5 separate regions of the Mus musculus genome follow, and regions 1, 2, 3 and 4 are each linked to region 5. The links are chromatin loops, found by intact Hi-C in ENCODE. Cell type or tissue: left cerebral cortex. All regions are shown on one strand.

Evidence for each region. A loop is a pair of places that touch in the nucleus more often than their neighbours do. Peaks named below come from ENCODE experiments on the same cell type or tissue, not always from the same donor. Only the 100,000 strongest peaks of a DNase experiment are listed, where the experiment ranks them.
Region 1: it touches region 5 in a loop (10-fold over the local background); 10 of 42 quality-filtered maps call a loop at or near these places.
Region 2: a loop joins it to region 5, with 6 times the contacts of the local background. A loop is called at or near these places in 10 of 42 quality-filtered maps.
Region 3: a loop joins it to region 5, with 4 times the contacts of the local background. A loop is called at or near these places in 11 of 42 quality-filtered maps.
Region 4: it touches region 5 in a loop (5-fold over the local background); 21 of 42 quality-filtered maps call a loop at or near these places.

The regions. Positions count from the first base shown.
Region 1 is chr9:75,432,582-75,437,581 of GRCm38, reverse strand. No RefSeq gene overlaps it. Among named protein-coding and RNA genes, the nearest start is that of Leo1, 6.4 kb to the left of the region's middle. In left cerebral cortex, CTCF peaks have their summits at 2,985 (motif pointing right) and 3,802 (motif pointing right); DNase peaks (open chromatin) are centred at 1,456, 2,947 and 3,327; H3K27ac peaks cover 299 bases.
Region 2 is chr9:75,438,907-75,443,906 of GRCm38, reverse strand. It overlaps Leo1 (Leo1, Paf1/RNA polymerase II complex component), which reads right to left and starts at 2,383. Exons shown (of 12, transcript NM_001039522.1): 1 at 2,272-2,383. The coding sequence starts at 2,329. In left cerebral cortex, a CTCF peak has its summit at 2,131; a DNase peak (open chromatin) is centred at 2,403; H3K4me3 peaks cover 1,525 bases; H3K27ac peaks cover 1,137 bases.
Region 3 is chr9:75,513,119-75,518,118 of GRCm38, reverse strand. Tmod3 (tropomodulin 3) reads left to right here. Exons shown (of 10, transcript NM_016963.2): 4 at 1,524-1,646; 5 at 2,863-2,952. Among named protein-coding and RNA genes, the nearest start is that of Tmod3, 44 kb to the left of the region's middle. In left cerebral cortex, a CTCF peak has its summit at 2,469 (motif pointing right); a DNase peak (open chromatin) is centred at 2,466.
Region 4 is chr9:74,902,709-74,907,708 of GRCm38, reverse strand. No RefSeq gene overlaps it. Among named protein-coding and RNA genes, the nearest start is that of Gm38678, 39 kb to the right of the region's middle. In left cerebral cortex, a CTCF peak has its summit at 2,658 (motif pointing left); a DNase peak (open chromatin) is centred at 2,660.
Region 5 is chr9:75,280,264-75,285,263 of GRCm38, reverse strand. It overlaps Myo5c (myosin VC), which reads right to left. Exons shown (of 41, transcript NM_001081322.1): 25 at 3,248-3,428; 26 at 1,278-1,371; 27 at 1,054-1,117; 28 at 251-331. Among named protein-coding and RNA genes, the nearest start is that of Gnb5, 24 kb to the left of the region's middle. In left cerebral cortex, CTCF peaks have their summits at 2,265 (motif pointing left) and 4,249 (motif pointing right); DNase peaks (open chromatin) are centred at 1,435, 2,249 and 4,246; H3K27ac peaks cover 254 bases.

The DNA of each region.
Region 1 (5,000 bases), 150 kb before region 5:
AAAGTTACCAAATGCCAGTGGTGCATAATTAGTTCTGAGTGCAGAGATTTTCTTTTGTTCTGTTTTCTACACTTTCCTACAATGGGAATATATTAGAATAAGCAAGGGCATTTTTATTTTTATCTCGTAGGACAGACTGTGTTGTGTTTTTCCTATTAATGTGGCAAGCTGGTTAGGGTTTTGTTTGTCAACTTGACATAAGCTAGAGTCATCTGGAAAGACACACTCTCAAGTAAAACTATGCATCTATCAGACTGGCCTGTAGGTAAGCTGTGGGGGCATTTTCTCGATTAATGGTTGATGTGGGAGGGCCCAGTGCATTTTGGGTGGTAAGTAATACCACCTGTGCAGGTGGTATTACTTCTAAGTCCCCTCCCCTTGCTACTACAGCAGCTGACCTCATCCTGTCTGCTGGTCGAGGTCTTTCCAGGACACAGCTCCCTGGTAACCCTCAACAGGCAGGAAGTAACTAAAGCCAGCCCCTTCCCAAGCCCCTTTTCTAACCAACAAAAGAGCCACCTTAATTTCTCTCCTAAGAAACGCTTTCTGATTTAATAATGTAAGTAAGTAATACTACCTGGGCAGGTAGTTCTGTCATATGCCAAGCCCGGGAGCAGCACTCCTCCGTGGTTCCCCTTCAGTCCTTGCCTTGAGTTTCTGCCCTGATTTTTCAAGATAGAATGTAAACTGGAAGGTGAAATAGGCTCTTTCCTTCCCAAATCACTTCGAGTCAATGTTACAATAGAAAGTAAACTGACTTTTGGCAAGGGGGATTCTGACAATTGTTTTTATAATTGTAGCAGAAATGCATAATGTAGTATAAACTGAAAGTCACATTAGTTGCCTCTCCCCGCCCCAGGCCTCGTGTGTGTGTGTGTGTGTGTGTGTGTGTGTGTGTGTGTGTGTGTGTGTGTGTGTACACACTTGGTACCATAAAACGTATTTGGATATGAAGCTAGTTTCCATATAGAAGAGTTTTCTGGGTATTTAGAAACAGACACTTCCCGAAATTAAGTTTAAGCTTTTTTTCTCAAAATAATGACAACTATTCTGTCCTTAACCCTCATTTTTTTTCCCCCACTGCCATGTATCAACTGGGTTTTTAGGAGGTTCTATTGTCTACTTCAAAGCCCTGGTAAATTTCCGATGTAAATGAGAGTTTAGACAAGAAAAGATGAATGTGGAAAGTGTCTGGGTACACTTCCTATGAAAATGTGTATTTATGTGGAGAAAAAGAGGAAAAACAAACCACATCAAACAGAAGAACGTTATTAAATCAGAAAGCGTTTCTTAGGAGAGAAATTAAGGTGGCTCTTTTGTTGGTTAGGAGCCTTTCCCTCCGACGCAAAGGGGCTTGGGAAGAGGCTGGCTTTAGTTACTTCCTGCCTGTTGAGGGTTACCAGGGAACTGTGTCCTGGAAAGACCTCTCGGCCAGCAGGCAGGATGAGGTCAGCTGCTTCAGTAGCAAGGGGAGGGGACTTAGAAGACAGAAACCCGCGGAGGAGGCGGGACCCGACGGGAGGAGAGTGACAGCTGTAAGAATACCCAGTACCCGGATGGAGAGACCAGAGGACAATAGATAGGGGAAAGGAGAGGAAAGGACATCTTTAAAGTGCCTAATGAAATCGTGGTGTTAAGGAGGACAGGGAGAGGACTAGAGGGATGATGGCTCAGTGGTTAAGTGTGTGTGTGTTTACCCCTCTGACTGTGGGCTCTGTAGACTAGGCTGGTCTTGAACACTGGTGGAGCACGCCTTTAATCTCAGCACTCAGGAGGCAGATCTCTGAGTTCGAAGCTAGCCTGGTTTACAGAACAAGCTCCAGGACAGCCCAGGGCTACACAGAGAAACCCTGTCTCACTCCGGCTCCCAAAATGGAGACAAAAGTGGGAGAACACTTCCCAACTTCTAAAACATGAGGGAGAAAGTCAAAGTCAGGAAAATCTACTCCCTTGCAACGTATGTGCTTTGGGGAAGGTTGAAGGGAGACAGGGTTTCTGTGTGTAGCCTTAGTTGTCTTGGTACTCGCTCTGTAGACCAGGCTGGCCTTAAACTCAGAGATCCCTCCTGACCCTTAGCTTTTCCTCTAGGCTCCGCCCAACAGTTACCTAGCAACAGCCAGGTAGGAGCTTGGCTTTCTATAAAAGGACTGTTTGGCCTCTCCCTCTCTCCCTCTCCTCTTCTCTCCTCTCCCTCTTCCCCTCCTCTCCGCTCATGTGTTCCTGGCCAGCCTCTTCCCTTCTTTCTTTCCTCTCTCTTTTTGTCCTTCTCTGTCCCCTTTCTTTCTCTGCCTCTACTCCCTTCCCCGCACCCCCTTCCCTTGTCCCAAATAAACTTCATTTTATACTAGACCTGTCATATGGCTGATACCTCAGGGGAGATGGCCCAGCATGGACCCGCTAAGGCACCCCCGACACACACACACACCCATCATGCAACCGCATTACAAATCATGTCTCTGAGTGCTGAGATTAAAGGTGTGGTGCACCACAACGACCCGGCGAGCATGATTGTTTTTAAAGGCAGTTTCATGTAGCCCAGGCATACTCCTATCCAGCTCCTGAGACAGTTCTCTCACTCAGGAGGTGAGGCAGGCAGATCTCTGAGTTAAAAGGGCTGGCCTGGTCTACAGAGCTCCAGGACAGCCAGGGCTACACATAGAAACCCTGTCTCAAAAATAGATAGATAGATAGATAGATAGATAATATAATATAATATAATAAAATAGACTTGGCCCAAAGACAAAACTGAAACAGTCTCCTTATAGTGGCACTGCCCAGATTAAATCTGTCTGGTGTATTTCCTTATTTAACTGGTTATTTTAGAATCCTGCGTAAACACAGAATGCCATCTCAGCAGAGGGTGGGAACTCCTGTGCCTGCTCCGCTGGCCCTGTATATTTCCTCTCTCATGGGCGTCACTGGGAGGAGACTGGCTTCAGGCCTCAATTACAAAAGCATTGAAGGCTTTACCAGTAATGTGGCAAAAGGCCACAAGAGGGTGATAGTTATTGGTTTTATTGTTGGTTTCCTGGTGGGTTTTGTTTTGTTTTAAGAGAGCCCTCTCATTAGGGAGCCCTGGCTAACCTGGGTCTCACGATCCTCCAGCCTCAACCTCCAAAAAACTGGGGTTACAGGCAAGTACCACTACACCTGGCTGTTGATTCAGTTTTAAAGAACAGCTGCTACCGTTTTAGGAAAATGTAAAATGGGACACTTCCCCTAAAGAGTCCACTGAAGGTTTTGTTTCCTCGACTGTAATTTATTCCCTTACTTACCAGGAAATGACAGTTGGGGATGTCCCTTACCTTGAGCGGGTGTGACATTTTAGTTAATCATGACTCACACTGATGTGTGGGTAAATTCTCAGCTTTCAAATGTGGGAACATAGGAGTTTGTCTTGCTGCTGCATTGTGTGAATACTGAGAATCAAACCAGGGCCTCAAGCAAAGGAAGGTTCTCTCCCGAACAGGCTGCATCTGCACACACCATTATCTACTACTTAGTGGAGGAATAGATTATAATCTTAGACTTAAAATGGCAAGAAAAACTAAGCAAAGGAAAATAGAATACAGATGATGCCGCCAAACCCATAAGACTTTTAGAAACTATGTTATTCTTTTTTTAAAAAAAAAAGATTTATTTATTTTATGTATGTGAGTACACTGTAGCTGTACAGATGGTTGTGAGCCTTCATGTGGTTGTTGGGAATTGTATTTAGGACCTCTGCTCACTCCAGTCAACCCTGCTTGCTCTGGTCAACTCTGCTCGCTCAGTCCCTGCTCCCTCTGGCCCAAAGATTTACTTATTATTATAAATAAGTCCACGGTAGCTACTTCAGATACACCAGAAGAGGGCGTCAGATCTCATTACAGGTGTTTGTGAGCCACCATGTGGTTGCTGAGATTTGAACTCAGGACCTTCAAAAGAGCAGTCAAGTGCTCTTATCTGCTGAGCCATCTCACCAGCCCAACTATGTTAATCATTACAAGTTATTTTTCTAGACAGAAGCAAGTCTTCAGACCAGAAGAGGGGATTGGATCCCATTACAGATGGTTGTGAGCTACCTTGTGGTTGCTGGGAATTGAACTCAGGACCTCTGGAAGAGCTTCATCCACTGAGTGCTGGGGTAACAGATATGAGCCACCGCATGGTGTTTTTAGTTAATTTTGTCATGTTGTGGATTGAACCCAGTGCCATACACGTGTCACATGGTAACTGAACTATGCCCTCAGACCCTGAAGCTAGCTTTTATTTTTTTTTAGTCATGTGCATATGTGTATGTATAGGTATGTGCCTGAGTATGTGAGTACAGTGCCCACAGAATGCAGAAGAGGGCAGCCAATCCAATGGAGCCTGAGTTACAGGCGGTTGTAAGTTGCCTGATGTTGGTTCTGAAAACTGAATTCAGGTCTTCTGCAAGCGCAGTAAACGCCCTTCTCACGCCTCAGCTATTTCTCCTTGTCTTCCCTAGGTTTATTCTGATTATTGTTTAAAACAAAACAAAAACAAAACCCCAAAACAAACAAAAAAAAAAAAAACAAATTTCTCCCTCTTCTTCTCCCCCTTCCCCGCCCAACCCCCACCCCCATTCTCTTCTCTCAGCACAGGCCATTATGTGGTTAGAAAGGGTGATTTTTCTAAAACATGTGATCAGAATGTGATTAGGGAAGTCTGTGTGTGTGTGTGTATGTGTGTGCTGCCAAAAGATGAATTATCTTCAAATGCCCTTTCTTCTCTGTTCACAGCAAGCAGAGAAAGAATATGTGTGCACCGTGCTTTCGTTCCTGTAACAATTACCTGAACATATTATTGTGTGTGTGTGGTGGATGGGTGTGTGTGGTGGTGGAGGGGGCAGGATGACCTGAAGAATATACTTTGAATTGTCAGAAAAGCTTTCCTCTGGGATATGAGATTACAGAGACGTCTTATGTTGCAATTGTTCTGTTTCTGAAATGTTTCAGGAGACATCCTGTGGGCCGTGGCGGTACACACCTATGACT
Region 2 (5,000 bases), 160 kb before region 5:
CAGCTAAACATATCAAGTTGTCAAAAAAACAAAAACAAACCCTTGAGCCGGGTGTGGTGGTGCACACCTTTAATCCCAGAGGGAGACAGAGGCAGACAGTCTGAGTTCAAAGCAAGTTCCAGGACAGCTAGGGCTACATAGAGAAACCCTGTTTTGAAAAAACAAAAACAAAAAGAAAGTAAGAAAGCCCAAAGTAGATAATCAATAAAACCAGTAGTTTAAAACCAGTAGTTGGATTTTTTTTTCCTCCATTAAATAAGTTCTTGTAGTCTCAGTTGGCCTGCCTGCAACTGGTTATGTAGACCAAGCCTCAAACTTGTGCCAATCCTTCTGCCTATTGTCTTTTGAGTTTTAGGATTACAGAGATGTACCATCATGCCTGGCTAACAGTTCATTCTTTAAAAACATTAACAAAATTAAACCATTAGGCAGACTGTACAAGAAAAAAAAAAGCAAGACTCAAATTACTAAAGTCAAGAATGCAAGTGGGGATGACATTATAGACCTTACAGAGTCGATGATTATAAACCATAAACAATGCTAGAAACCTAGACATACTCCTTCTGAGGTCAAGAACAATATCTACTTCTGCAAGTCCCATTCGACATCATAAAGAGAGTACCAGCCATAGCAAGGTAAATAAATAGGCAAGAGAAAGAAACAGTACAACTATCTCTAATCACCATGGCATGGTTTCACATGTAGAAAACCCTAAAGGAGCCACAAAAACAATGACAGAAAACATATCAGCATCAGGATAGCATCAAGTCACAAGATCAACGTATAGCAGAAATAGAAAATAGGACGTAGTAGTACTAGCTGGAAGTGGAGGTACACATCTAACTAAGACCAGCACTCACTGAGGAAGTGGAATCGGGAGTATAAAGCCAACAAAGGCAACATACACAGCAGATCCAGTAGAAGAAAGAGGGGGAAAGAAAGGGAAGGAGGCACGCAGGCAGGTAAGCAGACAATCAGGCAGACCTACCAAGTTCTACCCTGTCACATCCGTAGCAACTTCAAGACTAAGAGCAGTTGTCAAAGACAGGACACCAGACCCTGAAAGTCAGTCTTGGAGAGTCCACTAACTCAATGGTAAAATGGAAGAAAACTGCCATGACCTTAAAAGAAGTTTTTAAAAGGGAAGAAAGGGGAGGGGAAGAAAGCGTAGAACTGCAATCATCTGTACACTCCACTTCCCTAAGCTATGGGTGGCTATGAGAAAGCACTACAGGTACATCTTACTAAACGACGCTTTCACCAGTGGATGCAAAAAAGCACTAAGCGTTAAGCACTAAGCTGGGGAGCGGGAACCTGTCTTCTCATGATTACATTCCCAACCCCTAGCAAGGTGGCCAGGAGATGATAGGGATCCTTGTTTACTGAATGAATGAAACGCTTCATGGAAAACATGGGAAGGTGTACACAGAATTGTGCCTCGAAGACACAGAGAATAAACTATGAGCAAAGCCGGGCACAGGAAGAGTTTAGTTCTCTGTACTTTTACTTAGTGCTCCCTCCACAACTGGAGTAATTACATACAAACTGGAGTTGGTGACGAATGGGGGGAGGGGCAAGGAAAATGACATGTATAGAAGTTAATTTGGGCCTGGGGGGGCTGCAAGAATTCTGAAGTTCATCTCGGATCTTTCCTCATTCTTCTATTCACATCTCAAATTCAGATATTCGTAGACCTGTGCCAGAAATGCCCCCCATGAACCATCATTCATTCATTCATCACCAAATCCTGTCACTCCTCTCCAAACACTCCACAAGTTTCCCCATTCTTACATCACAGACAAGGAAACTGGCTTTCCGCACAGGCTCTCCAAGGGCACCCATCGCCAGTGCGTAGTCCTTCTGTAGAACTCCAACCTGATCCCTCCCAGACCCTTCAGGGGCATCTACACTCTCCCATCAACTCGCCCTTTCACACGGGGCGTTACCGCGCCCGATGGGCAGTTGAACATGTCTCCACTCATTCACTGCCAGCCACCCTTTCAATTGGCCATGTATGCACGGAGGGGCGCAGGCCACACGTCCTCCCTTCTGCTCCCCCAGGAGTCCAGGCCGGTCCCTGATCCTCCAGGCACTGACTCCGCGGCGGTCTCCCCGGGAGAGGCGGGCACCGCCGGGCATGCAGGGGGCGCTGGGCAAGAGCTTGGGGACTTCGCGTTGCCCGGCGCCGCGCCTCCGGCCGAAAAGCAACCCGACGCCCCATGTGCCCATCCGCGGAGCTCGCCCGCCCGCCCGCCCGCCCGTCCGCCGCACCTTTGCGCTCGGCCTCGCTCTCAGCTTCGCTCCCGAAGAGGTCCTCCATGTCCGCCATAGCAGCTTGGTCCGCGGCCTTGGCTTGCTCGGCTCGAGCCTGCTTTACGGCCAGACCCGTCCAAACACGACGTGTCGTAAAGAGCCGCACAAAGACCTACTTTACTTTTGTGACCTAGTTTTCTCCAGCACTCGGCTGGCTCCGCCCCCACCCCCTCCACCCCCGCCCCGGTGTCTGCGCTCGCCCGCTACTCCGTTAGCCCGCTCGCACGCTGTGCGGAGCTTGGGATGCGGGTCAGACTTGTTTACGACCTGTCAGCTGCGGCCAGGTTTCTTAAAAATAGTTGAGGGTGGGTGTGGTCGCTCTGCTCTGGGGAGGCAGATCTCTGTGAATACCAGGCCAGGTTCGTCTACAAAGCGAGTTCCAGCCAGCCAGCCAGCATATGTCTACATACGTAGATCCTGTGGCAGAAGAATAAGAAATAAGTCATTGAGAGCTCTAGCCTGGAGTAGTTAGTGGTGCACGCCTGTAATCCAGCACTCTAGAAGCAAAGGGTCAGAAACCCAAATTCATCATCAACTGCATAGCAACTTCAAGAGCAGCGTGGGATCCTTGAGAACCCCCACCCTTAAAAAAAAAAAAAAAAAAAGGGCTGGTGAGATGGCTCAGTGGGTAAGAGCACCCGACTGCTCTTCCAAAGGTCTGGAGTTCAAATCCCAGCAACCACATGGTGGCTAACAACCATCTGTAATGAGATCTGACTCCCTCTTCTGGAGTGTCTGAAGACAGCTACAGTGTACTTACATACAATAAATAAATAAATCTTTAAAAAAAAAAAAAAAAAAAAAAAAAAAGACCTGGTGAGATCGCTTGTCGGTAAATGACTTGCCCTTAAAGACTAAAGATCTGTTTTCCGAAAATCCAGCACCTACTTAAACTCAGGCACGGCTTCCAACATCTGTAATCCCAGCTCTCAGGTCCAATAAAGGACCTTGTCTTAAAATACAGATGCTGGATGGTGGTGTCTAGGCCAGCCTGGTCTACATAGCGAGTTCCAGGACAGCAGGACAGCCAGGGCTATACATAGAGATTCTGTCTGGGGGAAAAAAAATAAAAAAAAGTAAGGTGCTGCCTGGTGGGGTGAAGAGCATTTCAAGAATACACTGGAAATCGGCCTTTGGCCTCTAGGCACATGGAAAGTAGCTCTGTACAGAGCTTGCCTATTATGAGTGAGGGTTCAAATTCAATCTGCACTGGGGAAAAATAAAAGATTTAGGACTAGAAATCCCAATATGGGAGGCTGAGGCAGGAAGACAACTGAGAATTTGAGGCCAGCTGGGGCCACAAAGACAGCCTGGATTACTAAGGATGAAGCTTTCAGTAGTATTAGGTTAGTTTCTGGCAGTATTTGCTCATTTCTGATCTCTTCTTTAAATTACATTTATTAAAATAAATTTATTTTTAATTTTATTTCTTTAAATGTGCATGGGTGCTTTACTTTGCATACATATCTGTGCACCACATGCATACCTGGTACCTGAAGATGTCAGAAAGGGGCATCAATCACATTACCTGGGACTGGAGTTAGAGACAGCTGTTACCTTCCATGTGAGTGCTATGAATCAAACCTGGGTCCTCTGGAAGAGCAACCAGTGCAACCCAGCCAGTGTTCATAACCACAGAGCCATCTCTCCAAGTCTCCATTTCTAAGCTTTTTTTAAAAAGATTATTTATTTTATGTATATGAGTACACTGTAGCTGTACAGATGGTTGTGAGTCATCATGGGGTTGCTGGGAATTGAAATCAGGACCTCTGCTTGCTCCTTCCCCACTTGCTCCAGTCCCACACACTGTAGCTGTCTTCAGACACACCAGAAGAGGGTGTCAGATCTCATTACAGGTGGTTGTGAGCCACTGTATCATGCTGGGATTTGAACTCAGGACCTCTGGAAGAGCAGTCAGTGTTCTTAACTACTGAGCCATCTCTCCAGCCTATCTCTAAGCTTTTTTGGTTTTAGAATTATAGATAAGGGATTATAGATCAACATACCTATAAGATGGATATGGTTCTCAACATGTGGGTTGCAACTTCCTTGACAAATCTTTCTCTCCAAAAATATTTATGAGTCACAATAGTAGCAAGAAAAAGTTATGAAGTAGCAACCAAAATAATTTTATGGTTGGGGGCCACCACACATGAGGAACTATATTAGAGGGTCAAAGCATTAGGGAGGTTGAGAACCACTGCTAGAAGATATATTCTACTATATTACTGTTTTTTATGTGTGAAAAATGGGAGGAAATAGACTGTGGCTGTTGATAGCCTACCCAATATGATCTGCTTGGCCATAATGTAAATAATCACTTAAAATTCATCAGCAGTTTTAGATTTGTGTTAGGGGTGTGGGGTTTCAGAAATGGCTCTGAGTGCTGGGACCATAAGTGTTTCACATTTAACTTATTTTATTTCACTTTAGAGACAGGATCTCATGTAGCCCAGACTGGCTTCAAATTCTTTTTGTGGCTGAAGCTGGCCTATTGAACTTTTTTTTTTTAAAGATTTATTTATTATATGTAAGTACACTGTAACTGTCTTCAGACACACCAGAAGGGGGCATCAGATCTCATTACAGATGTTTGTGAGCCACCATGTGGTTGCTGGGATTTGAACTCAGGACTTCCAGAAGAGCAGTCAATGCTCTTAACTGCTGAGCCACCTCTCCAGCCAGCC
Region 3 (5,000 bases), 230 kb before region 5:
ACTCCCCAAGGCTTGCTGTCAGCTGGGAGAGACTGGGGGAAGGGCAGCAGAGCTACAACTTTTCCCAGGCCATCCTCCTGCCATAGAGCGGAAAGCAGATGAGGTAAGCAAGGGTCAAGTTATCCTCCAGGGCACAAAGAGCCAGGTGTGGGGGGTGGAAAACAGCTGCCTGTTCCCTAGAGACTTTCAGTCAGGACTATGTGTCAGGGGCAGGGGTCACGGGAAAGTATGCAGCTTCTCCAAAATCCCTGAGTCCTTGACAGGAAGGAAGCTCCTGGTATGTTCTCAAAGTGGCTCAGCACTCAGGAGGCAGAGGCAAGAGCATCTCTGTGCGTTGAAGGTCAGCCTAGTCTACATGGTGAGTTCCAGGGTAGCCAGAGGTACAAAGAGAGACCTTTCTCAAACAAAGAAAAAAAATCAATAATAATAGTAAATCTTTAATTATAAAAAATAACCAAGGAATCTAATGGAAAAGCATATAGAAGCATAATATAAAGAGGTGGGAAGGTTTAGACAGAGATGTGAGATAAGGGGTTTTTTCTTTCTTTTGAGATAAGAGCTCTCATAAGCTCAGGGTAACCTTGAACTCCTGTGCTACTTGCATCTCCCTCCCTCACAGCTGTGTCCTCACAGCCAGTGTTCTTGCCTCAGAGGAACAGTTGTTGAGTTTTAGGACACCCCTTGGGATATAGAGACATTTCCCTGCGATTAAATTAGAACTTGAGTATCTAGAATTGTCTCTGCTGTTCCTCAAGTCACTATTAACAGTTTGTAGTAAGAAATTGGATGCCTTTTTCATTTTTATACATTTTAGGATTTCGGGTGTGTGTGTATGTGTGGTGTGTGTGTGTGTGTGTGTGTGTAGTGTGTGTGTGTGTGTGTGTGTGTAGTGTAGTGTGTCTGTGTGGCTGGTTTGGAGCTCACTGCCATTCTTTCTGCTTTAAGTACCCGGTGCTTTAATGATTACTCAGCCAGCTTCATTTAAATATTGATTCAGAATCTGTGAAATAACTCATAATTTCTCCACAAAAGAACTGGGCATTGTGCACTCAGGAGGCTGAAATGAAAGGATTATGGGTCCAAGGCCAGCCTGAGCCACAGAGTGAAATTCTATCTCAGAACTGAAAACAAAAGTAGCCATTTTTATTTTCAGAGATGGGAAGCTTTTTCAGTTATTCTTGCTTTCTAGCGTGTGTAGCCAATATATTGCTGTAGATGTTGGTTTTTGTTGTTGTTGTTGTTTTGTTTTGTTTTGTTTTGTTTTTTCTAGACAGGGTTTCTCTTTGTAGCCCTGGCTGTCCTGGAACTCACTTTGTAGACCAGGCTGGCCTCGAACTCAGAAATCCGCCTGCCTCTGCCTCCCAAGTGCTGGGATTAAAGGCATGAGTCACCATTGCCCAGTTAGGTGTTGGTTTTGACCTGCTTGTCTATTTCAGTTGCACGTGCCTTACCTGTGTGAGGGGGCAAAGATGGCACTGATTTAGTGACAGCAGTGATAAGTAACAAATGCTTTTGTTTTTCAGGGAAAATTTTTATCCCCAAACAGAAGCCAGCGCAGACTCTTACAGAAGAAACTATATCCCTCGACCCAGAGTTAGAAGAAGCTTTGACAAGTGCTTCAGACACAGAGCTGTGCGACCTTGCAGGTATCTCCCAAGGCGGGGGTGCTGGGGAGGAGGGGTTTGAATGAGAATGGCATGGGGCAGGCAATACAGGGCCCATCTCCATGCATTAGACAAAAGCCTGCTCTGTACAATAAATCTAACAGTTGGATTCTTTTACATACTCTATGGTGAAATTTTATAGTGGTAAAATGTCTTACTTGATGACATTCCTATGTTGCTGTGTTTTAGTCTTTCTAGCAACAACAAAAGCTCTTCCATCAGCTGTGAGCCTGTGCAGACTAAGCACTAGGAACAGCCTTCGGGGTCACCTTCTGCCCTGCTTTATGGAGAGTAAATAGAAACCAGGATCTGTAGTCACTTCCCCAACTCCGCTGAATGACAAGGAACACTGCAGACTTCTGTATCCCCGTGGCCAGTTTCTTATCCAGGCCACTCTCCCCACTTACTATGCAAATACCCGTTTTCCTGGGTGAATATGTGACGTGTAGGAAGGCCCTCATACCCCATAGCCCAATGGCGTGTTTGAAAGTAGAGTGGAGGTTCCTGGGAAGAACCTTGGAAGGCGGCAGAGAGCGTGTGTTGTCACAACTCCAGAAGGTGGTGTACTCCTTACGGAGCAGAGCACTGGGGGGCTTTGTAAATAGAAGCCTCATCAGAGAGCATATCAAAGAATTTGAATGCTTCTGCCAATGCCGCTTTATTCTAAATGAAAGAACTTAACAGCACTTACCGTAGTCACATGTGCCATCATGCCCGGCCTTCTGCTCTGTCTTTGTATATATAGTGTTATGTTCCTGCAACCCTAGACAGTGAACAGTAAGAGCATCTTTTCACTTTCCTCTCTTAGCCACCAGGTGGAGCTAAGCGCAGGTTTTCCTTTAAGGCCAGCCTGCCTCACTCACCCTGTAGTCTAACTTAAAAGATGCTAGGAAATAACAAAGGATTGGTGAGACTAGATGAGAGGTTGTCGGTGATTTCTGACCACTACCTCATTCCTTCCTCCTGTTTGGGGATGTAGTGTCCATTTTCAGTTTAGTAGGGAAGTGTCTGAAGAATGTTAAAATACTTAAAGTTTTTGTTGGCAAACTGGGTGCTGTGCTCACCTATAGTCACAGCTACCTGGAAGGCTTTGGCCCAGGAGTTAGAGGCCTGCCTGAGACACAGCAAGGCCCCATGTAAAAACAAAGAGGTTTTGAGCAGGTAGAAGTGGAAATCTAACGCTCTTCTGTCTCTGCAGCTATTCTTGGGATGCACAATCTGATTGCAGACACACCGTTCTGTGATGTGCTGGGAAGTAGTAACGGTGTCAACCAAGAGCGTTTTCCCAGTGAGTAACTGAAATGCCTTGTGGATTCTAATCCTTTGCTTCCTCCATGTGTTAACTTTGGTAGTTATTATGCCAGATATCCAAATATTATATATACATGTGTTAAGATATTACTACCAAGAAAGCCATTAAGATTTAGTCAGGTGTTGTGATTCATGTTTATATTCTCAAAATTAAGAATGCTTCCCGAGCCAGGTGGTGGGAGCAAGGCACAACCTTAATCCTGACACTCAGTAGGCAGAGGCAGGTGGATCCTGAGTTTGAGGCCAACCTGGTCCACAAAGTGAACTCCAGGACAATAATATACAAACAAACCCTGTCTCAAAAAAAAAGAAAAGAAAACAGGAAGGAAGGAAGCTAGTTAGCTTCTTATTGTTCTGGAAGATGAAGTCCAGTCTACCTTTTTTAGCTTACTGTCACCTGTAACTCCAGCTCCAGGGATCCAGTGCCCATTCCAGGCCTCCAAGGTCCCCCACACATGTGGCATACACACATACATATAAAGTAAAATAAATATTTTAAAAATCAAATTTTAGAGCTAGAGAGATGGCTCAGCGATTAAGAACACTGACTGCTCTTCCAGATGTCCTGAATTCAATTCCCAGCAACTACATGGTGGCTCACAACCATCTGTAATGGGATCCAATATTCTCTTCTGGTGTGTGTGAAGACAGCTATAGTGTACTCATAATTTTTGTTTTTAGAATACTTAGTAATTTAGTCTTTTTGTTTGTTTTTGTTTGTTTTTGTTTTTAAACAGGGTCTCACTGTGTAGCCTTAACTGGTCTTTGTTTGTTTGTTTGTTCATTTTTTTGAGACAGGGTTTCTCTGTGTAGCCCTGGCTGTCCTGGAACTCACTCTGTAGACCAGGCTGGCCTCGAACTCAGAAATCCACCTGCCTCTGCTTCCCAAGTGCTGGGATTAAAGGCATGCACCACCACTGCCTGACAACCTTAGTTGGTCTTGAACCTCAGATCTGCCTCCTGAGTCCTGGCAGTGTGTAATGGGAACCATTTTTGCCACATAAATACTAATGACAAACAGTATAAAAGCTACACAAGTTTAGGGTTTTTAAATTTGCATTTTTTTAACAAGTTGTTTTTGCAGTGAGGATCCAACAAAGGACCTTAAACAAAGTACATGAACTTTCCACCACTGAACAGCCCCAGACCAGCCATACCTAGTTTTTGTTGACATTTTATTTTCATGTTGCTAGTTTTTAAGGAATGCATGGAAATTCTGACAAAGTTTCTTTTTTTAAATATAGGGTGTTTTAAAAAAAAAAAAAAACTCAAGGTAAATATTTGCTATTGTAACACATTTAAGTATGTCATAAATACACTACAGAGTAAATGTCTCAGAGCTGGAGAGATGGCTCAGCAGTTAAGAGTTTACTGCTTTTGTTTGAGGGTCAGGGTTCGGTTCCCAGCACCTACATGGTGGTTCACAACCACCTGTAACTTAAGTGTCAAGGGATCCGGTGCCCTTCTCTGTCCCCAATAGGCTCCTGAGTACATGTGATATACATATATTCAAGTAAGCACACATGTGAACTCAGAAATAATTTTTTTAAAAAGAAGTAAATGTTTATATTCAAAAGCATTAGGTAACCTACCACCCCCCTCAGCTGTTAACAAGTTGGTATATATCTTGTTCTATAATTCTGGCCATTTATATGCAAATGTATACATATTATGCATAAATTGTCTTTTTAGTGACATTTATGTATTTATTTTTAAGAATTTTAGTTAATACTGTTTACATTTCTGGGTTTTTTAATGGCTGTTTTGTCTATATGTATGTCAGTGCGCCCATGGTGGCCAGAAGTGGGTGTTGGTTTCCCCAGGACTGGAAGTGGTTGTGAGCTACTACGAGGGTGCTGGGAATCAAGCCCAGGTCCTCCACAAGAGCAGCTAGTGCTCTTACCTCTGAGCCATCTCTCCAGCATACAGCTTAATGTTTTAATAGTAGCTCTATTCCTAGGGCTGGTTTCTTTTCTTTCTTTTCTCTTTCTAACTTCTTACTATGGACTCGCTCTGTGCATTCGG
Region 4 (5,000 bases), 380 kb after region 5:
ATCTCACTATAAAGAGCATTTTTAGGGACAATTTGGGAAATTTTAACATTTACTGCAAATTATATAGTATCGAGGATATAAATGCACAAGTTAATTTGGTTAACTATGAAAGATGTTATTTCGACTCCAGAAACGTGTTTTTATTTTTATTTTTTAAAATGTGAACCGAGTTTAAAAACCAACTTTCTCTCCCTTTCCCTGGAATTTTCAGCCTTTAAAAGGAAGGCGACAAGACCAGGGTACGCGTGGCTGTGCTGCAGTTTTATTCTTGTTCTGGCGACCTGAAAGCAGGTGTTAATAGTCACAAGTGGGGCCAGATTCATGGGGAGAAAAGAAGAGCAAACTAAAGTGTTTGTGGACGGACACACACACACACACACACACACACACACACACACAGCTCTCCTGTGCTGCCTCTGTGAGTGGCTGAGTTCTGCTCAGTCGGCTGGCTAGTGTAGGCAGGACCTGTGTTACAGGAGGCTTCTTGCACCACAGTCTGGAGAGGCCTCTGACCCACATCCTCTCACACTCACCGGAGCTATGGCAAGGCACTCTGCAGCAAGAGACAGGCACACCCTTGTTTGCATCATGTGTTCCAGGCCTCCCAAGTTCAGGGACCCACTTCAGAGGTAGCAGGAAGCTCTGTGTTAATATTATCAGAGGACTCACCCGAGGGTGGGAGGGCAGTTGAAGTCTCTCTCTAGAGTCTTTAGTTCCTCCAGCCACACAGACCTCAGAGCTATGCCTTTAACCCCTCCGGAGAGCCTCAGGAGGGAGAATGTATAAACTTGGCCTTGACTTCTTGGATTGTGCAGTTTGGAATAAACCTTGAGATTCACAGACAGTGGCCTTGGATGTTCTCAACAGGAACCAAGAAACTACGGATGAAGTCAACTCCAAAAAGCTCATCTGTGCTTGGCTGAGGTAGAGCACACCTGAAATCCTAGCACTCACTGTGAGGCTCAGGCAGGAAGAGGCAAAATTGGAAGCCATCTCGGGCTGCCTAGTTAAGTTCCATCTTAGCTTCCATAGTGAGACTGCCTCAAACAAAACCAATACAAGCGAAAAGAAATCCCCAATCTACCCTCACATCTCCTACGTTTGAGCCGCAGACCGTCTGGGTTCTGTTCACTCAGAGAGGACTGGGTGTCCCACACTGCTAGGAAGCAGGTGAGAAATAGCTGGGTATTCCAGTGTTGCTCTGGGAGCAGGCAGGGATGCCCCTCCACCAGTTAGCAGCAGGCTGTGGATTAGGAGTGGCAGAAAGGATGTCTTTAAATAGGTTTCCGTTTCTGTTTGTTTGGTTTGAGGCTTGGTGATGGAGGTCACTCTGGGAGAAGCTTGGGACATAGCAGAGACTTTGGGCTTACATTTCGGCACCATCGCCCTTCCACTTCCATGAAGGGAAAGAACAAGGTTGGCTGGGCAGGGTAGAAAAAAAAAATGAGAAACAGAAGGATCTCTGTGCAGGGAAGGCAACACCTGCAATATTATTAAAGTATACTTTAGGGCTGGCAGTGTTGCCCAGTGGTAGGAGCATTTGCTCAGCGTGTGCGAGGGGGGCCCTGGGTTCTGTTCTGAGCACCGATAGGAATGATAAACACACCTATGGCTTAGTCCTCCCTGGAGTTCAGCCCGGCTGGCACAACCCAGCTTGACGAGGACTCCTTGGCGCTCAGTGTTGGAAAGCATGTGTCCTAATAGCCACACACCTCCTTCATAGTTAAAGGGGTTCTTGCTTTGTGAGCAAAATGTGCCTATCCAAGGTCCTAGCTAGATTAAGGTTAAGTCCTTCAGTGGACACTTGGTAGCTTGCTTGCTTTTGGTGTGTGTGTCTGTGGTGAGCATTAAGACAGTGTTTTGCCATGCATCCCAGCCTAGCCTTGAACTCACAGCCAACCCCATCCCCCGCCCCCCGGGTCACTGTCCGATCTTAGGATACAGGTGTGTGTACCCTCGTACCCAGATAGCCTGGGTGTTTTAAACACATTGTTTGGCTTCCCAGGGCTCTGCAACTAACAAAGAGCTGAGCTCACCAGGGCAGGGTGCTGACTTGAACAACTTCATGCTGAAGTGAGCAGATTTGGTTTGTGAGAAAATTGAATGAACCCATCCCAGGTGTACAATTATAGGGGAGAAAATGTGTGTGTGTGTGTATGTACAGGTAGTGCATTTATCTATAATACAAATATAAACTTACATAAATTTGTTTATAATTTTGTTTTTTAAAAATGACTTAAGGAAAAATGAGAAAAAAATGATGTGATATATAGTTTATTGGACTAAAACATTTGGGAGTACCTTTTGCTACTTTTCAGAAGTGTGACCTTGGGCACTTGGGGAGTCCTCTGAGAGCACCAGACAAGCCCTCTCTTGGGCTCCTTCAGGACAGTGCAGGCTGCAAGAGGAGGAAGGGTGTGGTGGGTGGGGTAGATAATTTAGCCTCGGAACTCGACATCACTGTTTATTGCCTCATTCTTTTGTACCTCGTCACCTAAATGTCCATAAAAACTGCATCTCCTTGTAGTTATTATACATCACACAGTGATGTCACCTGCTCTAATGTGAGCAGAAGTTATCTCAACATTTTACAGCCCTCCCTCTTTTTGATCCCTGGGTCTTCCGAGTTTTGTTGACAAGCATGTGGTCAAGTGCTGCCATCTAGTGGTCAAAGTCGATATAACTAAGACGCAGAGCTCTGGGAAAGATTAAGGAAAGGCCCAAGCCTGTCTAGCCTTTTGACCCTGGACACATGGTCATTTACAAAGTTTAAGCTGGAGACTACCCACTTGAGTTACAAAGCCAAGCGCACACACACACACACACACATACACACACACACACACACACACACACACACACACACACACACACACAGAACTCATAATGTTTTAACTATGTTTCCAATTTCCTTCCATTGCTATCTAGGGCTTATTTCCTCTTATTGATTTTTATAACCGATTTTATAGTGACAAGCATTTGTATGCATGCTTCATTGTGACCGGGCCTTTTTTCGTTCTTTTAGTTACGAGTGCAAATGGAAACTGTATGAAGAACTTGATGTGAAAGTGTCAGGTTGGTCTCTAAAGTTCCTGAACTTCTTACACTCTGGTCAATGACATGATGAAACTTAAATTCCTCTAGGGAGTCTCCAACGTGAGTTGAGGCTTTATTTATTTATTTTTGGTTTATTCATTTCTAAAACAGGGTCTTGCTGAGTAACTCTGGCTTGCCTAGAACTTGCTGTGTAGATCAGGCTGGCCTTGACCTTGTTATGGTCCCCCTTTCTCTGCTTGCCCAGGGCTATATGACAGGCATATGCCATAAGGCTTAGATTTAAAAAGAAAATGCTCTCCTAGCTGCCAGAAAGTGATGTGTCATTACGGTTTTGATCTTCATTGCCTTAGTGATTTAATATGTTAAGCATGTTTTATGTGCTTGCTAGCCATTTGTGTGCCTTGTTTTGAGAAATATCTACCCAGGTTATCTGGCCAATTACTAGCTAATCTTTGTATTTCCAAGTCGTTTTCTATATATGTTGCATGGTCCATGTTTCATCTGGGCAGCTCTTAATTCTAATTGGCCAGGTCTCATGGCCATGTTTTTATGACTCACCTACCCGATAGAGTCTTCTCCTCTCCCCACCTTCTCTCTCCCTCCTCCTTGATGTCTCCTCAGACCCCCAGTCCAGGAAACAAAACAAGACCCATCTGTCTTCTGCCCAGCGATAAGCTGTAGGCATCTGTATTCATCAATGGGGCATAACTTGGCAGCAAGATGACATAGCATCACTTGAGTTTGCGTTAGACTCTCCTCATCGCTGGGGGCCACCAGGCCAGTATTTAGCATTACAACACATAGCAACATACTAAACCTCAACTGTCCCAGTAAAGAGTGCCACTCATAATTGGGATGGGTGTACACAGATTGCCCAGGGACTGGTATCCTAGGTTCTGTTAAGTTCACAATCAAGTTTACAAATATTAACTGTAGGCATATATATTTTTTGCAACCTACTTATAATAAGGGTTCAACCTCTCCTCTAGCCCACCCCCCAGCAGAGGTAGTGGAAGAGGAAAGTCATTAGGATATGGGGAACGTGGACCTGTTCAGCAATAGCTCTTTGGGGGCGAGCTCAATCTTTTTTCTCAGCAGTTCAGTCCCATAGCAAACACCAAGTAGGATTCAGCAGCATCAGTCCAGTCCTCCAGGCAGGCAGACACCACACATGAACTGGCAGCTACAGCCCAATCCTTTCGGCAAGCAGACATCATGAATAGACTAGCTGCCGTAGCTCAATCCTCAAGGAAACGCAAGGCTCGCTAACCAGCCTGAGGCAAGGCCTCAGAAGCTGCAAGCTGTCTCAGGAACCTCATGAGCAGTTCTTTAGCAAGTTTCTCTCAATGGTGTCGTTATCACAAGTTGAGGTCAACAACTCAATGTAAGCTGACCCAGTATATGTGTATCATTAACAAAGAATAGCAAGGCAGAGCAAACCAAACCAATGCTCTCTGCTTGTCTCCCACTGTCTGTGGGGTCATATTTATACTCCTTCATCACGGGTTCTTTCACATGTTTGCTATATCAAAGCATCCTTTTATCCGTGTCTGCTTTAGCAAGACATCCTTTCACCTGTGTGCCCCAGCAAACCATCATTCGACATAACTAACTGTCCAAAGAAACTAGAAGTTTCCACTTTGATTACCAGTCACTGGTAGGAAGGTGTTTGGTTTTGTTCAGGCTGATTTCTCCTAGCTCAGCTCCCAGTTCCACAGCCCAGTATTCATCTAGAAGCCTGTGTTTTGTCAATGTGATTGTTGTTTATAATCTGTGAACACCAGGAAGTATTCTGGATAGATGTGTGTGACTGTCCAGGTTCCCAGCAGTGTCCTGGAAGTTTCTAAAGCATGTTATGAAAGTCATAGCTGCCTTTCCCTTTTTGTTTTTAACTCAGCTTTATGGGGTCTCAGTGTGGCCGGTACTTCCAGCAACTGTGATAT
Region 5 (5,000 bases):
AGGCAAGCATTCTTATTAACTGAGCCAAATCCCCAGCCCTGTAACCAGTTGTTAGCAAACACTAGGCCTCCTCACTAGGCAAACGACTGCATTTTCAGAGGAGTCTTTCTAGGGGTTATTAGACACTTCTACCATAAGAATTTACTTCACGTGTCAATTCTAGGCAAGGTGAACTTCTCAACATTGTATTGTCTCTGGAAAACCAAACCAAGCCAAACAAACACACCAGAATCCCAAGGGAATGTCTAACCGAGTTGCTTTCTTTAGTCCTTCGTAGGCAAACCAAAGTTCTCCATCTTCATTTAAATGTTCCAGATCTTCCACAGAGAGCCTGGAGAGCAAAGAAAGAGAGCAAAGAAGCCTTGCCCACCTTTACATGGCTTGTGTATGTCGTCCCTACAGGGTGGTTCACCTTGCTATATAAAAGATTGTGTGTGAGTGAGTGAGTGTGCATATGTGTAAGTGTGCATAAGTGTGCATGTGTGTGGGTGCACATTGTGTGTGTGTGCATATGTGTAGGTGTGTGAGTGTGCATGTATGTAAGTGTGTGTGCATGTGTGTAGGTGTGAGTGTGCACATGCATGTGTGAGTGTGCATGTGTATAAGTGTGTGTGTGTGAATGTGCATGTGTGTGTGAGTGTGTGTGTATGAGTGTGTGTGTAGATGCTGGTGGAGACCTGAACACAGCATCAGATGCCCTTTGAAGCTGGAGTTGCAGGTGATTGTGAGTCACCTGACATGGCTGCAGGGACCTGATCTCGGCAGGAGCAGCAAGCACTCTTACCCACGAAACCATCTGTCTTTCCAACCCCCAAGACCATTTTGAAGCAGGGTCTCTCAGTGGCCTGGACCTCACTGAGTAGGCTACACTAGCTTCTCGGTAAGTGCAGGGATTCTTCTGTCTCTACCTCCCCATTGGTGGGTTACACGCATGTGAGTCTTCTTCTGAAATGCACGGACTCTTGGGATCACACTCACATGTTAACACTTTGCCGAGTCATGCCTCCAATCTGTTTTACATTTGTAAATGTCTGATAATGTAAAATCGATTACCTGCTTCTAACATCTTCGATGTCATAGCTCTCCAAAAGCTGCTTGGTGACCTCTGACATCCGTTCTAGAAGGAAAGAGAGAGCAGCAGACATTGAATTTGGGCATGACTTCACCCCCATGGCATCTCTGCAGTTGTTTCTACGGCCTACCAGCTGGCCACCCTCTTAGGTATCCAACTAGCAAGCTGCCCAGACTACCCAGTAACCAGTCCATGCCCCTGGTACCTCTCATCTCCCGTTTCTGTGACTGCACGTGCTTTTCCACATCTATCTTCTGGGCTTGCAGCAGCTCTATCTCCTTCTCAAACTCAGAGATGGTCTAAATCAGAGCCGCAAACAGATCCAGTGCAGAGAAAACAGCCGTTACACTTCTCATCAGGCAAGGGCACACCCCGTCACAGAGCATATGGTGGCCTCCCGCCTCCATGCGGCTTCCTAGCAGGAATCTTATCTACTCTCACAGCCTCACATCTTGCCCTGAAGCAGCTCAACTGTGCAACTGTTTGCAGGCCTACCTGGATGCAGGAATGAGCTTCCCTGTTGTAACGGAAGGAAACAATCACAAGTTTGCCATGAGACAGGCAGAGGGCAAGACGGGTAAAACTGCAGGTCGGAAGGCGAAGGTACATTGCTAGGAGGCGTTTTGTCACAGAGGCAGGGGAGGCTAAGCAGCCTGGGAAGACCACCAGGGACAGTTTCCCATGAGCATCTCTGCTTGTTAAAGGGGCTGCATCCACCTCTGTTCACTCTGCAAGTTCATCTCGAGGAAGGTATTTTTCATATTTTGTAGCTAAGACAGATAGAGATATTCTCAGGGGTAGCAGGGGTAAAAAGCCCTCCTCAAATATTGTTATTCGGAGTATTGACAGGTTCTAGCTCCCAATTCAGAGAGGGAGGGGATCAAATACTAGTGCTCCACTTCGACACCTAGTCCTCCTAGCAGGCCTCGAAGTGAGTGGAACAAGCTGAGCCCGCATCGATTAGAAAATGAACTGAAGGTTAAATGACACATTTGGGATCATGTGTCAAGCTCACAGGACTGCCCAGGCTGAAGCCTTGGTTCTTTTCTTGGTTCTTTACATATTTCAGGTAATGTTTACACTTCCTTATTTTCTTCAGATCGCATCACAGAGAGCTTGACAATGACCTTCAAGAGCTCTGAAAACCAGACCTCTTAAAGCATCAGAGGAAGAGAGTGACATCTACTGGTGCCTCCCTCCAAGTGCAGGCTCACAGTTCCCCCGATTTAAGATCAGCCTGGAGAGATGGCCCTACAGTTAAGAGCACTGGCTGCTCTTCCAAAGGGCATGGGCTTGATTCCCAGCACCCACATGCTAGGATTACAGAAGTGCGACACTGTTTCTGACTTTGGTGCTCTGGGAGTCAAAGCTGGAGCCTCCTGTGTGCTAAAAAGGCAGTCTACTAATCAGGCTGCATCCCCAGACCTGAAGTCCTCCTGATCACCCATGTGAATTTTCATGTAACAGTGTAAATGGTGGATAGCAACAATTTCACTTCAGTACAAGAATTCATAAGTTTATAATATGATAAACAATAAGGGTTCACCTGAATTTATAACTTAAATAGGTAGTATTCTTTTAGTCAATCTATTTAAGTAACTGTATAGTTACAATCTTAGAGTGTTAGAACCTGACTTTTCAAATATGAAATACATTTTCAGACAGCCCAGAGGCTGGGACGGAGAGAACTGAGTACCCGGGTGCTGTGTGCCTTCAGTCTGTATGGATGCTCCTGTTGTCTGATCCCTTGGGAATATATAGATGTTAAAGTAAGATGGGGCTAGAAAGGAGAGCACCCTCTGTGACTCAGACTCTCACTTCCCCAAAGGTTGTTTCCAAACACCCTAGCAAGACAGAGTTACAGGGGGCACCTCCTGTATGATGGACACATCTTACTTAGCTAAAGGGCTGAACCAATACCTCCTCCCCTGCCACCCAGGAATCCAGGATAACCTGGGTACAGGCTACCCATCCTCCTCATTTTGCCTGAATCTGTAAGAAGGGGTTCCCTAGCAACGCCTCTTCTGAGCTCTCTTTAGAACCCCTCTTTGGTGTTAATAAATCTCTTAACAAAAGAACAGCCCACTGGGGTCCCTCTGTACCCAAATCTCTGCATTTCTACTGTTTCTGTGAAGATCAAGGGCATCTCTGGAGGAGCTAGAAGGCAGCACACACCTTTGCCTGCTTGCTTAGGCGGGCCACCTCCCCCTTCAGGCGGTCAGAGGTGACCTGTCCCTCCTCCAGCTGGTGATGCAGTTGCGACCTCTCGTCCTTGAGGGCTTTAATCTCTTCTCTCAGAGACTCTATCTGTTTCTCATAGGCTTGTGTTTTCAGCTCAAAACCTTTTTCAAGAACTCTAGATGGTAAAAGGAGAAAATCTAACTTAGAATTGTTCTTATAGTCTTTGAACAAGACAATATACAATATTATGAAAAAATTGAGGAGCTACCTCCACACCAAAGGAAGAGGTGTGTTAGGACCCACTGGGGCCATCGCTGTAGCCAGCTTCCTGTTCTCTTAGTCTAAAATCCATGTCTTAGATCACCCAGTGTGAGAAACTCTATGAAGATCACAGAGCACAGGACAGAGAGGCTGGACTTCAAGTCACACTAGGTGCTGGAGTGTTGCGATCTCAAAGCCATGCCTGGGGGCCATATTGTTCCCTGGGTGGGATGTATGTCCCCCAGCAAAGACCTGGCATATTCTGTCAAGTGCTGGCCCTTCTAAGTTCTCAGAAATCCACCCTCAAGGTCTGATTAAGGCCTTAAAAAATACGGGTGGAGCATCCCAAACCCCCAAATTAAATCAGAAATGGTAAAATCCAGAACTACACCACCAGTGTGATAATGAGAAGTTTCCATCTTTGAAACATTTAGGGTTTGGGACTGCAGGAGGAGGGGTATTCTCTTAGTGATGTCTACACCAAGTCTCCAAAATATGGAAAACTGAAACCAAAACCCTTCTGGCCCCAAGCTTCAGATAAGGACCATTTCTATATCCAGGGGTCTTGCCTTCCAAGAAATTTAAAAATCATCCATCGTCTGTCTGTCTGTCTGCCTGTCTGTCTGTCTGTCTGTCTGTGTCTACATGTCTCTATGTGTGAAAGCAGGTGTCTGTGTAAGTGTATGCAGAAGTGAACCCCGATGCTTGCACCTTTGCACACAGAGGCCAGAAGAGGGCGCCACACCCCTCTGAGTTAGAGATACAGGTATCTTTGGACACCCAGCTTACATAAGTGCTGGGAATTGATTCTGGTTGCTCAGCAAGCACTCTTAACTATGGAGCCATCTTTCCAGTCCATGTTTTAAGAATTTTAGAATGTATTTCGGCAAAAGCCAGGTGCCCCAAAGTACGTGGAAACTGAATTCCTTGTTGATGAATTGAACAGGTAGTGATGAACTAAGACGACAACTATAAAGAGACACATGACACAGACAAACTTTGCTTATTCTACAGGGTCTGGTCAGAACTGAGGCAGCCCCAGGGGCTCTGTGAGCTTCCTGCAGTCTCTCACACTGCTGGGATGTTGACCCAGAGCCTTGATTTATTTGCTCCAATAGCCCAAAGAGGAGACTTTGAGGAAGAGACCCATGCTCTGCAAAGACTTCTGTTTCATCTCTTTTTGTAGATATTAATAAACCTTTAATCTTTCTAACACACCTCCCCCTCCCAAAACCGACTACAGTATTCTCAAGATGCCAGTAAAAACCAAAACCCAAACTAAACCTGGAGCCTGAGGCACAACAAACCTCAGATCCGAAGCCTGAACCTGCTGAGTCTGCAAGTAGCTTGTGCCTCTGAGGATTGTGCAGGGACCAAGCATACACAGATAGATGACCAGGGGCCAAATGGAGCTGTGAGGAGGCCTAAGGCAGACACAGCTTTGCTCACTTGAGAGGCCTGCACAGCCTCGCTCAGGCAGGAGAAG